Linked DNA regions of Mus musculus: region 1 is linked to region 2. Evidence: chromatin contacts called from ENCODE Hi-C or POLR2A ChIA-PET data. All regions are on one chromosome and are shown on one strand. The core of a region is the stretch at or near the end of the contact, and the rest is flanking DNA. Distances in the headings are between cores, read along the strand shown. Region 1 holds the start of Zfp101 (zinc finger protein 101). Region 2 holds the start of Zfp81 (zinc finger protein 81).

Evidence for each region. A loop is a pair of places that touch in the nucleus more often than their neighbours do. ChIA-PET counts read pairs that join two places held with the same protein, here RNA polymerase II (POLR2A).
Region 1: a map of left cerebral cortex shows a loop between it and region 2 (12-fold over the local background). The contact joins the promoter of Zfp101 here to the promoter of Zfp81 in region 2. A Hi-C loop is called at or near these places in 8 of 37 maps with a recorded cell type or tissue (gastrocnemius, heart and left cerebral cortex). POLR2A ChIA-PET finds 5 or more read pairs at or near these places in 1 of 5 experiments (embryonic stem cell).

The regions. Positions count from the first base shown.
Region 1 is chr17:33,393,208-33,395,907 of GRCm38, reverse strand. Zfp101 (zinc finger protein 101) reads left to right here and starts at 1,271. Exons shown (of 4, transcript NM_009542.2): 1 at 1,271-1,420. The coding sequence starts at 1,400.
Region 2 is chr17:33,357,586-33,360,285 of GRCm38, reverse strand. Zfp81 (zinc finger protein 81) reads left to right here and starts at 1,408. Exons shown (of 4, transcript NM_207541.1): 1 at 1,408-1,552. The coding sequence starts at 1,550.

The sequences.
Region 1 (2,700 bases), core at 22-2,521, 36 kb before region 2:
ATGGACATGCTAGCAAGGCTAGGGCAAGCAGGCAGGAGCAGAAGCTTCCTCGTCCAGCTCTAGCAAAGCCTGTAGCCTAGATTAGAGCTGATTCAAGGTTTGGTTCAAAGGCCTGGGACTCCCTACCTCAAAGGTCCAGACCTGAAGCAGAATCACCGACTCCAAAGCAAGCAAAAAGTTCTCACAGGTATGTCCTCCATTCCCAGATTTGATTTCATGACTAACAGAGTCAAGTTGACAACCAGAAAAATAATCATCACAGGACTCAAGAAGAAATTTGGAGGTGGGAACTGAAGTAGAGGTCATGGGGAAATACTGCATGTTCACTCTCCCTTTTTATACAGCCTAGGCCTATCTACCTAAGTATGCATTAATACAGTAGATTGGAAACCCCCCCCCCCCCACACACACACATCATTCTTTAATCCAAAAATATTCTACAGTCTTGCCTATAGCCAATCTAATGGAGGCATTTCTAAGTTGAGTTCCCTTCTCTCAGATGACCCCCACTAACATCAAGTCGACAAAAGGCCAACCAGTACCGGAGCGAAAGCCTCTTCTTTGCTTACAAGTTTTTTTCTATTTACATTATTAATTCATATATGTTGCTTTCTGCTCTTGGCTTGGTTTATAGTAATAATGTTCAATACCCAGAAGTAGTCCAAGTAAAGCCTGTAAGAAGAGACATTTGCAAAAGCATATGTCTTTATCAAACGTGTTTTAAAATATTATTTCTTCAGACAAAGCTTTAACATATTTGTACAGGTTTCTTTCAAACCTGGGGCTCAATCAACATTTTAAATCTTAACTTTCAAAAAATATAGGTGCAAAAGTCCATTTGCCTCATCTCAGATTCTTAAGTTGGCACTCATTATTGGCACTGTCCTCTCCTGACCGGGTAACCTTCTCTGTTTGGGGTCATGGGTTTTCCTTTCCCTACACTGAGTCTGGGATGTCCAGAGCCAATCTGTAGCGCTATTTTATGTGAAACAGTAGAAGCCCACTGAGTACACGACAAAGCGAGTGCGTGCACTAAAATCCCAGAAGGCGTCGTGCTTAAATGCAAGGATCCCACATATTTACTCCAAACGGAACGTCTGGGTTAAGATTGGGTGTTGCTCTATCTTTTTTTTTTTTTTTTTTTTCCCCATTTGCGTCAAGTATGGGAGAGGTTGTTGATCCTGCTACTCACGAATAAGAAGGCGGGTCCAGCATCTTTCGCCAATCAGAGCCGCTGTTACTTCCTTGCTGGAACTGTCAAATGAGGAACACGGATGTTCTGAAGTTTCTGCCCCTGGCTCCATTTTTGAATCCCGTGTAGCTTTTGTGAGGTGTTGTGACAGCTGGTTTCAGTCAGTGCCACCTATTTTGTCGGCAGGCTCTTCCGAAGGACCCCCGCATGCGTCCGAAGCTGGAAATGGTGAGTACACGGTTGCTCCCGGAGTCGTGGGCCGCGGCTTTGACGTAGCCTGGCGCAGCTTGGCACCGCCGACCCGACGTTCCTCTGGCGCTGTGCTGCAGTTCGAGGTGGAGCTTGGCACCGGCGGAGCCAGGAGTCGGAGGCTCCTCCTGCCCTGTCGCTGTAAAACTGCTTTATCCCAGTCCCTTGGCTATCATGGGGAATGAGCTCGGTGGTCCTGCACCCTGCAGACTTTGCAGCGCTCACGGGTTGGTGATGCGGTCTGGTCAGTGTAGTGAAAGGACGTGGGTGTTGAGCGTTACTGCTGGTCTGACCTTGCACTTGCGTTTGGCCTGCTTTATTGTTTTCTGAGGTCTCCTTGATTTTGTATTAGTTTTGCTCTAGGCTGCTTCTCCAAAGAGAAGGAATATGTAATGTGCTTTTGGTGGCAGTGGTGCTGGTGAGTTTTTGATTGGTTGATTTCTTTGTTTTTCAGACAGGGTTTCTCAGTAGCCCTGGCTACCCTGGAACTCACTTGGTAGACCAGGCTGGCTTCGAACTCAGAGATTCTCCTGCCTCTGCCTGTAATGTGTGTTTGTTTGTCTTCTTTCCTTTCTTGGAACTCATTACGTAGACCAGGCCTACCTTGAACTCAAGAGATCTGCCTGCTTCTGCTTCCTGAGAACTGCAGTTTAGATGCGAGCACCATCATGCCCTACAAGGTGGGCTCCTTAATTAGTATTTACCAAGATTACAGTCCTCTAGAAAAATATTAACATCTTCGGTTGTTTCCTTTGCCCTTATGTAAATCGTTTTTCTAGACAGTGTAATTTGCGACTAGGGAAAGTGTGGACAGGGGCCATCTGGGAGAAAAACATACGTGTCTTCTATCTTCTGGATGAGGTATTTTTTTGAGAGTTGGTTTGAGTGCACAAAACATTTCAAATTTTATTAGTGTTGTTCATGTGTGGTGAGCCAATCTTTGGGCTCCCGTGCCATAGTATATACTGTGCAGGTCAAAGGACTCCCTTGTGGGGTTGGAGTTGGTTCTCCTGTCCATTCCCTGGGTTCAGGGATCAAACACAGGTCACAACGCATGCTTGACGACTGCTTTTGCCTGTTGACTCATTTCTTCGGCTTCATTTATTTTTACTTTTACTTTTATTTTAAAACCGGGTTTCATAGATCCCTGGCTATCATGAAACTCCATATGTAGATGACCTTGAACTTGGGATCCTCCTGCCTTCAGGTTTTAGGATTTCAAGGCATGAGCCAGCACACTTGCTTTGATGTGGTGCTGG
Region 2 (2,700 bases), core at 159-2,658:
TCAGGACCTCTGGAAGAGCAGCCAGTGCTCTTAACTTCTGAGCCATCTCTCCAGTCCATGTCCATTCATTTCTTATGTATAGTAAAATTCTTTCCTTTCTCTTTCCTAGCAAAGGGTGCTGGTTTTAGTTTGTGACCTTTAGTTTTGAGGTTTTGTTTGTTTGTTTGTTTGTTTTCAGAATGGTTTCTGTGTGTCCCTGGCTGTCCTGGAACTCTCTTTCCTTCCTTCCTTCCTTCCTTCCTTCCTTCCTTCCTTCCTTCCTTCCTTCCTTCTTTCTCTCTCCTCCTCCTCCTCTTCCTCTTCCTCCTCCTCCTCTTCCTCTTCCTTTTCTTCACAATGACCTTTAACTTCTTGCCTCCAAAGTCCTGTAATTAAAGGTCTGTACCACCATGCTAAACAATTTTAAGTTGTTTTTGTTTGTTTGTTCTTAGAAATCTTCATACTTTATTTTTGTGTCTGTATTAATTTACATTCTCTCTTAAAAGTTATAATGACTCTTTCTCCTATATCTGGTTTCATATATACTTCTTTTAAAATTTTAAGATTATTTTTATATGTGTATGAATGTATGTATGTGCACCATGTGAGAACCTGGTGCCTGTGAATTAAAAAGGTGATGAAGCTCTTGGAGTTAAGATGTTTTCAAACGATCGTGTGGATGATTGAAAGCAATCCCAGGGCCTCTGTAAGAGTAACAAGTGCTCCACATCTTAATATTCAGAAGTGGGACAGTGTATTCTACAGCCACATTGAAGTTCTAGCCGAAATAAACCAAATCCACAAACACTATTTCTAGGAGTTTGGTGAAATGCATCTCTAATCTTAACCACCGCACAAGTTCTTCATGTTGAAGATATATTCTGAATTCAGCATTCTCTGTACGTTATAAAACCCAAACACTGTACAGTAAGCAGCGTAATGACCACCTATAGTACAAGCCCAAAGAAGCGCTGGTGAGATGGGTTGGTTGGTAAAATGCCTGATTATCCTTCATGAGGATCTGCGTTTGGATCCCCAGAACCCACGTAAAAAGCCGGCCAAGCCTCTATCGCTAAAACTGGAGGTAGGGATGTGTGTCATTGGCTTTGTCCTAATGTCACTGAGTCCTGAATGTTCACAAAAAAAGTAGTGTGAGTAAGCGGAAAGGCACGAGGAACTCACACGAAGAACTAAATGTGTGCTCTAAAAACCCCGAAGTATATTCTCTTTAAATAGAATGACACCAAATATACTCCGGGTTTACTCCAGGGGTTTGGGGGAGCCAGAGTTAGGGAGGTTCTGTAGTCAGTTTGCCGGGTGAGTTCCATTTAAACGCGCTGAAAAGAGTTAAAGAGGCGGGTCGGTACCGTTCACCAATCAGGGACGTTGTTACTTTCCTGCATGAACTGCCCAATGAGGAGCATGGATAGTCAGAGGGTGCCGCCATTGCCGCCCTGTTTGAGTCCTGTGTAGCTCCAGGGAGGCAGGTGGTGACTTGGCCTGAGTCGCTGTCCCTTCTGCTGATTGTAGGCCCTTTAGGAAGCACACTGCTCGCGTGTGAAATCAGGAAATGGTGAGTGTGCCCTGTGTTCCTGGAGTCGTGCGTGGCACGTTGGTGACATCGCGGAGGCTTTGTCCCTGTGTGGTGCCGCGGCACTGACGTTCGCCTGATTCTGTGCAGGAGTCTGTCACCCGCGCCCTCTCACCCACGTGCGTTTTAATTCCGTGCAGAGCAGGCAGCGGGGAGCCTGGGGTCTGGTCCTGTCGGTCCGGCCCTGCCCTGCCCCGCCCCCCTTCTGAAGCAGTGTCTTCTAGTCCGCTGTGCTCTCGGGTGAGACAGCGCCTCTCCAGACTGCATCGCTGGCGAGTTGGCGTGATGCTCTGTAGCATTTAGACTGTTGTGAGGGGCTTTGATAAACGCTGTTCGTTCCTTCCTTCCTTCCTTCCTTCCTTCCTTCGTGGGCATCGAACCTCAGGCTTTGCTCATTCTAGGCAATCCTTTTACCAATGAACTGTAAACCTATCCCGCATCCTGGTTTTTGCTGTTAGCGTTAATGCAGGAGGATTTGTTTGCTCCCTCTGGGCTGAGAGTGGGAGGAATGCTCCGGCTTGCAAGGAAGAGAGGATTTTCAATTTGCTTCAAAATTGTTTGGATTCACCAACCAATTGGGCAATTAATTGTCTAGGCACAGGTGAAATTTGGGGGAATTTTTTTTTTCTTCTAGCATTGCTGGCTGTAAAAAAAAAAGCATGAGATGGGATGAATAATTTAATTGTAAAAACAAACAAAAACGTGGTAGATTCTTTGGCTGTGGACTTGAACAGAAGGGATGAGAGGGTTATATCTGTTTCTATCTCATCGTTATGAATATTCGTAAGTTGTTTATATCCTCTTGATTTAATTTTAGCTTGTTGTATGCGACTCAGAATCAAACCATTTCTTGCATATATTTCTTTTCCTCGTGGGGGGTATTTTTTTCAAAATACTACCAAATGGTCCACTGCTTTTCTTTTTTCCTGTCTTTTTTTTTTTTAGTCTCTTGCAACCTCCCCTAATTTATGACTTTATTAATTTGTCTCTTCCCTCTTTTTTGTTAGCTTGACTACAGTTTTGCCTATTTTACTGTTTTTTAAAAGAACCATTTCTGAGATTGACATTGACTGTGTGTATTCTTTGAGTCAATTTCAATAATTTTTCAACTTATTTTTTACTTCTTGCTG